Regions from separate parts of the Homo sapiens genome. Here region 2 is linked to region 1. A link is an interaction called in ENCODE POLR2A ChIA-PET data of the cell type or tissue named here. Cell type or tissue: PC-3. All regions are shown on one strand. Links, peaks and the distances in the headings refer to the core of each region. The heading gives the core; the rest is flanking DNA.

Evidence for each region. Peaks named below come from ENCODE experiments on the same cell type or tissue, not always from the same donor. Only the 100,000 strongest peaks of a DNase experiment are listed, where the experiment ranks them.
Region 2: POLR2A ChIA-PET joins it to region 1 with 10 read pairs; 4 of 35 experiments call an interaction of 5 or more read pairs at or near these places.

Annotation. Positions count from the first base shown.
Region 1 is chr12:50,606,427-50,614,440 of GRCh38, reverse strand. The region is part of intron 1 of DIP2B (disco interacting protein 2 homolog B); the gene reads right to left. Among named protein-coding and RNA genes, the nearest start is that of DIP2B, 110 kb to the right of the region's middle. RefSeq lists enhancers at 1,944-2,443, 2,444-2,945. In PC-3, for the core only: no CTCF peak of the experiment used is centred there; no DNase peak of the experiment used is centred there.
Region 2 is chr12:50,455,818-50,462,900 of GRCh38, reverse strand. It overlaps LARP4 (La ribonucleoprotein 4), which reads right to left. Exons shown (of 16, transcript NM_052879.5): 11 at 1,554-1,766; 12 at 271-319. SNORD133 (small nucleolar RNA, C/D box 133) reads right to left here and starts at 6,330; the gene lies at 6,115-6,330. In PC-3, for the core only: no CTCF peak of the experiment used is centred there; a DNase peak (open chromatin) is centred at 4,070.

The DNA of each region.
Region 1 (8,014 bases), core at 2,076-4,575:
CTGAAGCCTTGGGTGTGAATGATATCACCCAGAAGGAATGCAGCATGAAAGAAGGCAACCAGAAAAGGAATCCTGGGGTAAACTAACATTTAAAGAACAGGCAGAGGAAATGGAGACGATGATGACACACAGTGGGGAGACCAGGAGAGAATGAGGAAAATGGAGGCAGAGAGGAGAAGATGAGTGCACACTGTCACAAATATAAAATAAGGATCAAAAAATAACTACTGGATTTGGCAGGTAGATCATCAGTAGCCCAGTTAAGAACAGTTTTAAAGGAACAGTGAAGGAAGAAAACAGATTATTTAGGACACTGAAGAATGAGTAAGAGGTGAAATGACAGCAATAGATTTCCTTCTTTCAATGTTTTGTTAAAAAGGGAAAGAGATATGGGGTAGTATTACAGAAGGCTAGAGTCAAAGCAGGTGAGTTTTATTTTTTTCTTTTTCTTAAAGATGGACAAATATGTAAGTTACAAAGACAGCTATTAGAAAGATACCGATTCTACCAACAAACACTAAGAACTTCCTACATACAAGCCACCACTTTAGTGGGACATGGGCCCAACATTTATAGGCATAGTGATGAAGTTTATAGTTTCTTCCAGCATAGACATCTGAAAAGAATTCTATAATTAATGATTTAATTACAAGTTCGATAAGGGTTAGTGTTGTCAGTGGTTAGGGCCAGGGCTTCTCAACATGGGCTGGGAATGTGGTATCTGCGCTGATCTGTGAGTGCTTTATGGGTGTGGAAATGTTAATACTCAGTCCCTTAGGGCAGTTTAGCTGAGCTTCAGGGAACTGAAAGCCTTGGGCCAGTCACCTCAAACAGGCACTCTTTTTACCCCACTGTATTGAACAAATATTATCATTTTCTGTGTTTGTCAGGATGTATCAAAGGTTTAAAGCACTGCAGGACTTTAGAGATACCTTTTCTCTACGAAAAAGGGTAAGGATCGGTAGGGAGGTATAGGTAGGTGCTGGAGCACTGGGAGTGAGGACAGAAGATGACAGGACTCTGGCTTAATGACCTCTAAATTTCTTTCTGCACAGGAATCAGAGTAAAGGTTTTCTTGTCTATTTTCCCTTCTACATTCATTCACTGCCTATTTCGTTCTAGGTACCATTCATCTAAGCAATCACATACATTAATCCATATAGTCCTCAAAACAATTCCATGGAAGAGTATTATGAGTCTCAGTTTCCAGATGGGAAAGTGAGACACAGGGAAATTAACTGGCCTGCACAAGGACACAACACTGTGAGAGACAGCTTCAAAGCAGATGGTCTGGCTCCAGCATCCAAACTCTTACCTACCTCTCAGTGCTGCCTCTCTAAGGTCTTTGTGACAGGAATGAAGAGTTGGAAGAGAGGGTTTGCGTAAAGATATTCAGAGTTGCCACTACAGTAACGGGAGGCACATGCTGTGCTAGGCAGTGCTGAGAGTCAAGGGAGACGGGAGAACAGAATGTTTTTAGTTATGTTCCACAGTTTAGTGACTGTCTCCAGTAGTGCCTGGGAGAAAGATGATGGTTTGAATAACATAGAGCTGGGGTGTAACAGGAAAAGAGGATGGAAGGAAGCAATGATCCAGGCTAGCAAGTATTTATTAATCAGTAATCAACCAATCAGCAATAAATACTGTTGAATAAATAATTGTGCAGTATTATCAGCCTAATTTCTATAACTTTTCAAAGTTATTATGGGAAAGGCTGGGTGTGGTGGCTCACGCCTGTAATCCCAAGACTTTGGCGGGCCGAGGCGGGCAGATCACTTGAGGCCAAGAGTTCAAGACAACCCTGGTCAACATGGTAAAACCCCATCTCTAATAAAAATACAAAAATTAGCCCAGCATGGTGGCGCACACCTGTAATCTCAGGTATTCAGGAGGCTGAGGCAGGAGAATCACTTGAGCCTGGGAGACAGAGGTTGCAGTGAGCCAAGATGGCACCACTGCACCCCAGCCTGGGGGGACAGAGCAAGACTGTCTCAAAAAAAAAAAAAAAAAGTTATTATGAAAAATATACTCAGAATTCATCTTGGGAGGGCAGAAGATGTCACCCTCAAGAAGAAATAACACGATTCCAAAAGGAAAGAATGCTGAAAGAAATCACAGAAGGGCCCTCAGGAGGGTGTAAAGGTTCCTCCTAGGCTAATTCTCCTTGCCTATTTCCCTATCTGCTTTTCTTTTCGAGACAGGGTCTCACTCTGTGGCCCAGGCTGGAGTGCAGTCGTGCAATCACAGCTCACTGCAGCCTTGACCCATTCCCATCTCAGCCTTCTGAGGAGCTGGGACTACAGGGGCATGCTACAATGCCCTGCTAATTTTTTGTAGAGATGGGGTACCACCCACCTCAGCCTCCCAAAGTGCTGAGATTACACATGTGAGCCACCTCCCCTGGCCAAGATATCTGCTTTTTTTTTTTTTTCTTTTTTAGAGGCGGGATCTTGGGTTCAAGCAATCTTCCTGCCTTGGCTTCTTAAAGTCCTGGGATTATAGGCAAGAGCCACCACGCCTGGCCTGTATCTGCTTTTCTTTTCTTACTTTGCACCTAGACATAAAGACAAAAGCAACGACAAGTGATCAAGAATATAGAAGACTGTAAAGAAAATGCTAAAACTGAAGTTTTCTTGGGCATTTCTTGCTAAAAGCCCGAGAGAGGGGCAGAGACTAAATAAATTATTGCTGGTCCAGGGAATGGCTTTGGGGGACATGGTGGTGGTGGAAGTTCAGGGGTGAAAGAGCGACTGAAGGGATCTAGTACTGGGGGTAGGTAAAAAGAGAATAAAACCACTGGAGGCAGTGGTGGGGAGGGAAAGGGAGCTCCCAAATCCACTGGGTCTGCTCTGGATCACACAGTCAACAAAGACAGTCAGCTGCTGCTTCTGGTTCCTCTTTTCCTGGCAAAATTTTAAATAACTAGCTGGTGGTTACTATTTTTAAAGATTAAATAAAAACAACCCACGCCCCTCAATGCAGCCTCAGCAAAAGAATAAATGTTAAACGTTAATAACACTCTTAGGAATAGAGGCTCAAGGAAGGGTGGAGAAGCAACCAAAAAGAATAAAAATGATCTCGCAGCTATAAATTTGTAACAGAAAGCTGTCCAGGGCATTTCGGTAGTACAAGAGCTGATATCCTTTAGCAGGCAAGAAAGCACTTAAAATAGAGTGAAACAAAGAACTATGACAAACTGCCTAAGGATTCTTATAAATGACTTGCAATTTTATAAACACCTATCCGCCAATGTTTAGGAGATAAAACTTTTGACTTGGCTGATAATACAATCCTTTCTCTCTTTAATTTGTGTGTCTATTATCCCCCTAAAGATATTTACATCGGCCAAGCGCGGTGGCTCACGCCTGTAATCCCAGCACTTTAGGAGGCCAAGGTAGATGGGTCACAAGGTCAGGAGTTCAAGACCAGCCTGGCCAAGATGGTGGAACCCATCTCTACTAAAAATACAAAAAAATTAGCTGGAGGTGGTGGCAGGCTCCTGTAATCCCAGCTACTCAGGAGGCTGAGACAGAGAACTGCTTGAACGGAGGCAGAGGTTGCAGTGAGCCAAGATCACGCCACTGCACTCCAGCCTAGGCAACAGAGCGAGCCTCCATCTCAAAAAAAAAAAAAAAGGTTGGGCACAGTGGCTCATGCCTGTAATCCCAGCACTTTGGGAGGCTGAGGCGGGCAGATCACGAGGTCAGGTGATCAAGACCATCCTGGCTAACATGGTGAAACCCCATCTCTACTAAAAATACAAAAAAATTAGCCGGGCATGGCGGCGGGCGCCTGTATTCCCAGCTACTGGGGAGGCTGAGGTAGGAGAATGGCGTGAACCCGGGAGGTGGAGCTTGCAGTGAGCCGAGATGGCGCCACTGCACTCTAGCCTGGATGTACAGAGCAAGACTCTGTCTCCAAAAAAAAAAAGATATTTACATCTCCAATATCACTAAAGAAAATTTTACTTTCCTGAAGTTTCACTTGGAGGAGGGGGGTGAAACAACACATTCCTTATCCTAAAATAGCAAAGACAACAATGCAAGGAATAATACTTCAGAGTTCCAGCAGATATTTCCTGTATTTCACTCATTGTACTAATCACAATCAAAACTAGCAATTAAAAGGAAAAAAACACTACTCCTAGTAACAAAAAAACTCTACCCACCATTCTTTGCCTGCCATCACTCCCCAAACAAATATCACCACACATCTGAATATTATGAAAAAATAACATACTTCCAAGGCTATCAACATATGGAAATGTGATATTAGGCAGTCTAACCATTCCTTAGGGTGACAGTGATAGTAGTAATTTTAAAAATCATTATTCTAGAATAAAAGCTAGAAATAATCAAATGTTGGGTTTGGTCATTTATATTTAGGTGTTATAGCTGTATCTGCAGAATTCTTAAAAACTTTATTAAAATTCCTGCATTAAAAATACTTTGGCATTGTGAATTTGGAATATGATTTACTTACTTCCTTTATTAGTTATAACAAATGTTCTTGTAATGCAGTTTTCTCAGGATGAAGTTTTTGTTCAATTATGAACATGGTGTTTTAACAGAACATGAAACAGGACACATCATTATAAAAGCCAAGCGTAAAAGAAAAAAAGACAACCACAAGCAGTTTGTGTGCCAAGGGATTTGAAGAGAGATAAGTGGTCCATCCTATCTCTTCTTTTATCTTCCACAATAGGATGGTTAGCTGGGCAATCAACTACTCAGAAGACGATGACATTTCCCAGTCCCCTCATAGGTAGGTACGGTCAAATTACTAAGGTCTGGCCAATGTGATATCAACAGAAAGAATGTGTGCAACTTCCAGATCTTGCTCTTAAATGGAATGGGTGTATCTTCCCTTCTCTTTCTCCCTTCCCAATGGGTGAAATGGGATGTGGTAATCAGCTATATTGGACAAAGGGTGAAGAGCCAGACCAGTAGATGATGAAGGAACAGGGTAGAAGGGCCTGTTGCCCAATACCCTCATGAAGCAGAGTTGCTGTACTAGTTGAGACCATGGCATGACCTAGAAATAAACTTCTATCTTGTTTTAAGTACCTGTTATTTGGGGTCTTCACTACATGTACTTAAACCCATTGTCCAACAAATACAAAGCAAATGAGACAATTTTCAGTCAAGTGGCAACAAATAATTGCTGCTACTTGGTGTCTCCACCAGAACCATAAACCATGGTACTAAAACTTTTAAAAGCTAATTTAACTCTTATGTAGAAGATACAAATCCCTTATAAACTTTTCATTGTTAATCCTCTTGATAATTTTTTTTTTATTATTTTTTTTGAGACGGAGTGTTGCTCTGTCAGACAGGCTAGAGTGCAATGGCACAATCTCGGCTCACTGCAACCTCTGCCTCCATGATTCTCCTGCTTCAGCTTCCTGAGGAGCTGGAATTACAGGCACCCATCAGCACACCTGGCTAATTTTTGTATTTTTAGTAGAGATGGGGTTTCACCATATTGGCCAGGCTGGTCTCGAACTCCTGACCTCAGGTGATCCACCCGTCTCAGCCTCCCAAAGTGCTGGGATTACAGGCGTGAGCCACCATGCCCGGCTAATAAATATTTTTTGCACTGCTTCTGCTTACATAAATGAAATTTTGTTCTAGGCTGGATTCTTACAAAAGTAAATATGGTTTACTTCTTTGAAATCAGAGTATTGCAAAGAAACTTTTAAACTAATGTAAAATTATCTAGGAACACGCATTAAGAGTGTTGAACTAGTTGATCGATAGACTGTGCTAGTGTTACTATTTGTTTTCTTTTCTTTTCTTTCTTTTTTTTTTTTTTTGAGACTGAGTCTTGCTATGTCACCCAGGGTGAAGTGTAGTGGCACGAACTCAGCTCACTGCAACCTCTGCCTCCCAGGTTCAAGCAATTCTCCTGCCTCAGCCTCCAGAGTAGCTGGGACTACAGCCACGCACCACCACGTGGACCCAGCTATGTTTTGTATTTTCAGTAGAAACAGAGTTTCTCCATGTTGGCCAGGCTGCTCTCGAACTCCTGGCCTCATGTGATCCAACTACCTCAGCCTCCCAAAATGCTGGGATTACAGGTGTGACCCACCGCACCTAGTGTTACTATTTCTGATAGATGCTGTTTCCACGTAAGTTTTCAGCATAATCAAAATGGCTTTTCTAAATTGCATTTTTGTTTCTTTTTATTCTTGCAGTTAAAACAGCAACCATTTGATATGCTAAGACTTCCCCATCAAGATATTATCTAAATAAACTATCAGTTAAAAATAATTGGTGGACACAAATTCCAAATACTAATTTGCTAATTGTTGAAAGACTACAGCTTATTTGAAAATAAGCAAATTGTGGCCCGGTGCAGTGGCTCACACCTGTAATCCCAACATTTTGGGAGCCCAAGATGGGCGAATCACCAGAGGTCAGGAGTTTGACACCAGCCTGGCCAACATGGTAAAAACCTGTCTCTACAAAAAATACAAAATTAGCCGGGCGTAGTGGCGCACACCTGCAGTCCCAGCTACTCAGAAGGCTAAGGCAGGAGAATCACTTGAATCCAGGAGGCAGAGGTTGCAGTGAGCCGAGATCGTGCCACTGCACTCCAGCCTGGGTGACAGACTGAGACTCCATCTCAAAACAAAACAAACAAACAAATAAAAAACCCAGAAAACAAGCAAACTGTGTGAGGAATGATGTGTTTCCTCTGTTTTCAGACTAAGAGCTTGCTGTACTACAGCTATTAGTAATTTTAGGAAATTCTCCAAGCTTCAACCACTCTGCTTTTGCTGATTATATTCTATTACACTTCAGAGCAAGACTGTGTTTGAACAAAAACCCTGACCTTAGCCGAAAGATCTTAAAACCACTGAATATATAGCTGATAGAGCACTGGCCTTCTTTTCAGTAGTAGAAAGGGGATGCTGTCAAGAAAAGGAAAGGAAGAAAAATCACAGGAAAGACTTGATTTGATAAAAAATAAGTAATGAGATTATCTTCAAAATTTGTCTTAATGTTTAAAAATGTCTAGATCTTCCATTCCATATCTGTGTAATGCTGTGGAAGTCAGAAACATCTAGGTTCCAAACCTGGCTTATCATTTACTAGCTATGTCTCTTTGGATATGTTAGTTAAGTTTCCTGGGTCCTTGTTTTTTTCTATCTGTAAAATGGGGAAATCTGCACTTTTCTCATGGGACTGTTAACAGGATTAAGGAAGATAATCTACGCAAAGCTCCCAACAGAGTACTTGGTCCAAAGCAGACACTCAATAAATAAATGTTAGTTCCCCTCTCCACCCACTCCACCAACAACCATCAAAACCTCAAAAAAAAAAAAAAGAAGCCAAGCATGATGGCCCATGCCTGTAGTCCCAGCACTTTGGGAGGCAGAGGCAGGCAGATTGCTTGAGTCCAGGAGTTCTAGACTACCACTGCGGGCAACATAGTGAGACCTCATCTCTACAAAAAATACAAAAATTAGCAGGGTGTGATGACACACACTTGTCCTAGCTATTCAGGAGGCTGAGGTGACAGAATCATTTCAGCCCAGAAGGTCAAAGCTACAGTGAGCCAAGATAGTGCCACTGAACTTTAGCCCAGGTGACAGAATGAGACCTTGTCTCAAGAGGAAAAAAAAAAAAACAGAAAAAGAAGCCAGGCATTGTGGTATGAGCCTGTAGTCCCAGCTACTCAAGAGGCTGAAGTGGGACGATTGCTTGAACGCAAGAGTTGGAGACCAGCCTGGGCGAGACCATCAAAAAGATTAAATTAAATTAAAATCTCAGAAAAAAATTACAAATCAAAGGGTCCTGATATGAGTTGTATGCCTTTTTGGAATGAGTGAATTTTATGAAGATCAGCTAAAAACCACCTCCTTTGAAGGTGAGAAAAATTTGCACACCCATGTTCATAGCATCATTATTGTAAATGAAAAGTAAAAACAACTCAAATGTCCATCAACTGATGAATGGATAAATAAAACATGGTATATCCTCGCAATATTATCCAGCAATAAAACAAA
Region 2 (7,083 bases), core at 3,064-5,563, 150 kb after region 1:
GTTTTTATTTAAAAATCATGTGAATACATTAGATCTTCAAATAATTTTTTTAAGCAAGCAACACAAGCGAAGCTCCTTACTACATGTGTGCTAGAGGGTGGGTATATGGGTGGTGGTGGTAAAAATTTCAGGGTTAAATTTAGGCTCTATTTACCTTTGCTGAAGACTACAATCAATAAAACAAAAACCCAGAAAGGAAAGACCGAAAGTCAATGCCATAGTAAATCACAGAAGAGAAAAAAGTCTGAATAAAAGTTTTAAAAAACTTACTGAGATCCTGTCATCTTCTCGTCGTCTTCGACCTCTGAAGAGAGTTCTCCTTTTAATAAGAAAAAGGTGGGGGTGGGGTGGGGTGGAGGGACAAGTCATAAGTTTCTTCAGATATATACATTCTATCAAAGCCGTACACATTTTTTTTTTTTTTGAGATGGAGTCTCGCTCTGTCGCCAGGCTGGAGTGCAGTGGCGCGATCTCGGCTCACTACGAACTGCCTCCCGGGTTCAAGCAATTCTCCTGCCTCAGCCTGCTGAGTAGCTGGAATTACAGGCACGTGTTGCCACACCCAGCTAATTTTGGTATTTGTAGTACAGACAGGGTTTCACCATGTTGGCCAGGATGGTCTCGATCTCCTGACCTCATGATCCGCCTGCCCCACCTCCCAAAGTGCTGGGATTACAGGCGTGAGCCACCATGCCTGGCCAGCTGTATACATTTCAATTTAAACATCTTTCTACATTTGGGGCTAGTTTTCTCTATTACTAAAAGATAATATATTATTCTGAGGGATCTTGAGCCAATTTACTAAAAACTTTACCTACTACCACACCATAAAGTAAGATGAGCCCATTTGTTAGTAGTGATCCCTTCAAACCAGAACCATACTATTGTTTAATTAGGCAAGTTGGCAATATATAACCTCACCCCTATAGTTTATTTATATTTTGAGACAGAGTCGCGCTCTGTCACCCAGGCTGGAATGCAGTGGTGCAACCTTGGCTCACTGCAACCTCTGCCTCCTGGGTTCAAGTGATTCTCCTACCTCAGGCTCCCAAGTAGCTGGGATTACAGGCGCCTGCCACCATGCCCAGCTAATTTTTGTATTTTTTCATAGAGACAGGGTTTCACCATGTTGGCCAGGCTGGTCTTGAACTCCTGACCTGAGATGATCCTCCCACCACGGCCTCCCAAAGTGTTGGGATTACAGGTGTGAGCCACCGCACCCAGCCACTTCTATAGTTTAAAAGCTGGAAGAAATTAAAACCATAAGGCAAATGGATATGTTAATTTTCTAAGCTATTCTTTCTTATATGAGCTATAAGGAACTTCAGAATAACTTTATAAACCTCTGATTCAGAGCTATATTCTGTATGGGCACTCTATTTCTTAATAATTATAAAAAGCAACCAACTCATGTTCTGAAAATAACGTATTTATTTAATATAACCATATACCAATAATTAAATGCTCATTTAATTATTATGAAGATCATGTTCTTCAATTATTCAGGATGATCACATTATTATCAAAGGTTTTCAGGTACTTTATTTTCTTACCTGCCCCTACCATAGTCCCCATTCTGTTCCACCTGCAAAGTGGAAGTCTCCTTCTGAAGGTAAGTTTGCTCCTGATGCCCAGTTACTGTGGGGTTATGCCGTTCAGCTGGAAAGTTTCTTGAACTATATCTGTTCAACTGTCCATCCCCCAAGGATACAGAGCCCTCTGTTGAGTGTTCTGAACCACCAGATGACCTAAACTGAGGCTTCACACTATAGGAAATACAAAATGATATACACAAAGCAGTAAATCGAGACAGAAAAACATCTTTCCTTAGGTAAAAAATTGGCTCCTGTTGTACTGGGGTTTTCAAAAAATTAAGTTAAACACAAAAGAATAATGTTGTAAAAGTGTTGCCCCTTTTACATTCCAGATGTTATTTTAAAAAGTGACGTAAACTTTTTTGAGATGGAGTCTCGCTCTGTTGCCCAGGCTGGAGCGCAGTGGCACATCTCAGCTCACTGCAAGCTCTGCCTTCCGGGTTCACGCCATTCTCCTGCCTCAGCCTCCCAAGTAGCTGGGACTACAGGCGCCAGCCACCACGTCCAGCTAATTTTTTGTATTTTGTTTAGTAGAGATGGGGTTTCACCGTGTTAGCCAGGATGGTCTCGATCTCCTGACCTTGTGATATGCCTGCCTTGGCCTCCCAAAGTGCTGGGATTACAGGTGTGAGCCACCGTGCCAGGCCAAAGTGAAGTAAATTTTACATTAAAAAATGTTGTGGGCTGGACACAGTGGCTCACGCCTGTAATCTCAGCACTTTGGGAGGCTGAGGCAGGAGGATTGTTTGAGATCTGGGGTTCGACACCAGCTGGGGCAACACAGCAAGACCCCATCACTGCAAAAAAAAATTAAAATGTGCAGTGGTATGCACCTATAATATGCCCAGCTACTTGGAAGGCTGAGGCAGAAGACTGCTTGGGCCCAGGAGTTTGAGGCTGCAGCGAGCTATGATTGCACAACTGAATTCATGCACAGGCATCAGAGAAAACCCTATCTCTAAGACAATAATATACATATATTTTAAGTTGTGTTTGGAGAGACGGGGGAAAATCCAAAGTTCTTTGAAAGAAACTTACTTCTACCTTAATACTCAGAATTAGGATTTTAGCTAATGTCACTGGAGGCACTCTCGACATGTTTAAATCAGCCAGGTTTTAAGCTTATGAGTCTATGCAATGCATTCTTCTTCTTCTTTTTTTTTTTTTTGGTGAGATGGAGTCTTGCTCTGTTGCCCGGGCTGGAGCGCAGTGGTGCAATCTCGGCTCACTGCAACCTCTGCCTCCCAGATGCAAGCGATTCTCCTGCCTCAGCCTCCCAAGTAGCTGGACTACAGGCATATGCCACCACACCCGGCTAATTTTGTATTTTCAGTAGAGACAGGGTTTTGCCATGTTGGCCAGGCTGGTCTTGAACTCTTGACCTCGTGAACCGCCCACCTTGGCCTCCCAAAGTGTCGGGATTACAGGCATGAGCCATCACACCTGGCCTATAACACCCTTTTTTTTTTTTTTTTTTTTTTTTGATACGGAGTCTTGCTCTGTCGCCAGGCTGGAGTGCAATGGCGCGATCTCAGGTCACTGCAACCTCCGCCTCCCGGGTTCAAGAGATTCTCCTGCCTCAGCCTCCCGAGTAGCTGGGACTATAGGCACGTGCCACCACACCTAGATAATTTTTGTATTTTTAGTAGAGATGGGGTTTCACCATGTTGGCCACGATGGTCTCGATCTCCTGACCTGGTGATCTGCTCACCTCGGCCTCCCAGAGTGCTGGGATTACAGGTGTGAGCCACCAGGCCCAGCTATGCATTCTTAATGGAAGCAAAACCACGCTAATGGGAGTAAAAACGGGGGCGAAGGAAGGGCAAAAAGTAATCATTTTATGTATAAAGCACAGATACATACATTACATACATACAGACATACAATAATCTGTAGTAGTAAATTTTCACAGGCAGAAACTAGGAGGAAAATGCCTAAAAAGGCTGTTTAGGGGAGTAATAATGAAGAGAGTAAGAAATATTGGAATATAATTAAAATCCTAGCCTCAGCCGGGCATGGTGGCTCACGCCTGTAATCCCAGAACTTTGGGAAGTGGAGACGGGCAGATCACCTGAGGTCAGGAGTTCTAGACCAGCCTGGCTAACATGGTGAATCCCCATCTCTACTAAAAATACAAAAATTAGCCTGGCATGGTGGCAAACACCTGTAATCCCAGCTATTCAGGAGGCTGAGGCAGGAGAATCTCTTGAACCCAGGAGGTGGAGTTTGCAGGGAGCCAAGATCACACCATTGCACTCCAGCCTGGGCAACAAAAACAAAACTCCGTCTCAAAAAACAAAACAAACAAAACCTAGCATCTTACTAAACATCCATCACCAAATGAGATTTATCAAAAGATCCATATGTAGGACAGCAAACTAGGAAAATACCAATGCACCCAATAGCATGGCATGACTGCATGAATTAAGGTATGCAATGTGGTTAAACCAACCAATCTGCTTTTAACAAAGGGAGTTTTTATCTTGGATGATGGGTATAAGCACCCAACTTCCTAAAAGCTTACAACAGATGAAGCTAAGGTTGACTAATATAAAAAGAATGTAGTTTAATCAGTAGCAAAAACACCTAAAATCTCAAGCAACTGAGGATCTTGGATCTACAGATTAAGAAGAGTGAGATTTATGTTTGGCCCATTATTTGCAGTTTATATATCTCAGTTTTTGTAATCTATTTTCATAGTTATAAACCAACAATATAAATCACATGTTGCCAATTCCTGACTCTAGGAATAAGGATTTAAAACCTCTTGAATAATTATAACCCCACCAATTAAACGTAAATTCCCACAGCATCTCTAGTTGTCCTGTTTTATTCTTTACAGACCATAAAAAATTACCATTATTAAAACTTAAAGTAGCTGGGTGTGGTGGCTCACACCTGTAATCCCAGCACTTTGGGAGGCCAAGGCGGGTGCATCACGAGGTCAAGAGATCAAGACCACCCTGGCCAACATGGTGAAACCCTCTGTCTCTAACTAAAAATACAAAAACAAACAAAAAACAAAAACAAACAAACAAAAACAAAGATAAAATTATCAGGCTGGGCGCAGTGGGCTCAGTGGCTCATATCTGTAACCCCAGCACTTTAAGAGGCTGAGGTGGGAGGATCATTGGAGCCCAGGAGTTTGAGACCAGCCTGCACAACATGGCAAAACCCTGTCTTTACAAAAAAAAAAATACAAAAACTTAGCTAGGCATGGTGGTATGCGCCTGTAGTCCCAGCTACTAGGAAGGCTGAGGTGGAGAATTGATTGGGCCTGGGAGGTCAAAACTACAGTGAGCCATGATCATGTTACTGCACTACAGCCTGGGTGACAGGGCAAAACACTGTCTTAAAAAAAAAAAAAAAAGTTGGGTTGAGTTTCACATAAAGTGACACTTTGCCATAGAATTACTTTATATTACAAACTAGATTTCTTAAATAGCAATGAAAATAGTATGTCACTTAACAAAAAGTAATTTTTTTTTTTTTTGAGAAAGGTCTGGCTGTGTCACCCAGGCTGGAGCGAGGTGGTGCGATCTCAGCTCATTACAACCTCTGCCTCCTGGGCTCAAGCTATCCTCCCACCTCAGTCTCCCAAGTAGCAGGGACTACAGGTGCACACCAGTATGCCTGGCTAATTTTTATATTGTCAGTAGAGACGAGGTTTCACTCTGTTGCCTAGGTTGGTCTCCAACTCATGAGATCAAGTGATCTGCCTGCCTTGGCTTCTCAATGTGTGGGGAATATAGGCATGAGCCACCCCACTGGCTATAAAAAGTAATTTTAAAAATAGTTAGGCCAGATGCGGTGGCTCACACCTATAATGCCAGCACTCTGGGAGGCCAAGGCGGGTAGATCACCTGAGGTCAGGAGTTCGAGACCAGCCTGGCCAACATGGTGAAACCCAGTTTCTACTAAAATACAAAAAATTAGCTGGGCGTGGTGGCATGCGTCTGTAATCTCAGCTAATTGGAAGGCTAAGGCAGGAGTATCGCTTGAACCCGGGAGACGGACGTTGCAGTGAGCCGAGATCCCGCCATTGCACTCCAGCCTGGACAACAAGAGCAAAACTCCGTCTTTAAAAAAAAAAAAAAAAAAAAAGGCCGGGTATGGTGGCTCATGCCTGTAATCCCAGGACTTTGGGAGGCCAAGCTGGGTGGATCACGAGGTCAAGAGATTGAGACCATCCTGGCCAACATGATGAAACCCCGTCTCTACTAAAAATACAACAATTAGCTAGCACATGCCTGTAGTCCCAGCTACTCAGAAGGCTGAGGCCAGAGAATTGCTTGAACTCGGGAAGCAGAGGTTGCAGTAAGCAGAGACTGCACCACTACACTACAGCCCGGTGACAGAGCACGACTCCGTCTCAAAAAAAAAAATTTATATTACCTGTTACATCTTGAAAATGAACTGATATGATAGATATGGTATTTGCATATGTTTAGAAAATGTCCTTCATCCAACTTTCACACTACATTTCAATATGCTTAAGGGACAACTTACTACATTTATACAGCCCTCAGATCTCATAATCTTACCCTTCACTGAGAGGGACTTAACAATCTCGATCCAGGCAAAAGAGAGAAAGAATGAAGAAAGAAAGAAGTGATAAAAGACAGAAAAGAGAAGTAAAGTGAAAGAAAGATAGTATGAAAGGTAGAAAAATGCCTGGATTTCTGAAAGTTAGTCCTATTCTCTCTAAGTAGGAATAGTGATCATCACTGGGCTGTCACAGGTTAATATAAAAATTGCAAAAGGCTCTCTAAAAAAGACTTTGTCCTTAGCTGTTAACATTAATAATAATAATAAATGCCTGGCAGTAGTCACTTTTTAGAAGTAGTCACTTTTTAGAAGCAAGAAGGAAACAAGGATTTGGGTTGCTGGTCCAGAAGGTCTTTATTTGCATTTTTAGAAAAAGTATTCACTAATTATTTCTGTAATTAAAAATTACCAACCTGTATTGGTCAAATATATGGAAAAGAACTGTACACAAGTGGTTTTAAGTAACATGCAAAAATGTACTAAACACACCATGTATTTTCAAAACCATAGGTATACTTCCTTATAAGTAAAGATAACTTGACTGTCATTCCTGGCTGTCACCAAAAAGATGCAACGGATAAAAGGTAACAATAAAGAAATAACCATGGAGCCAAGTAAAGTATTTCAGAGTCAAGCAACTGCAAATATCAGTACCTTTATTTTTTGGAGGGGGGAGCGGGGAGGGGTGAGAGGGCGTGGCTGCAGGGAATAACAGAGTCTCACCGTCACCCAGGCTGGAGTGCAGTGGTATGATCTCGGCTCACTGCAACCTGTGCTTCTCAGGCTCAAGCAATTCTCGTTCCTCAGCCTCCTGAGTAGTTGGGACTTCAGGCATGCACTACACCACCACGCCCAGCTAATTTTTGTATTTTTGGTAGAGATGATGTTTCGTCATATTGCCCAGGCTGCTCTTGAACTCCTGAGCTCAGATGATCCACCC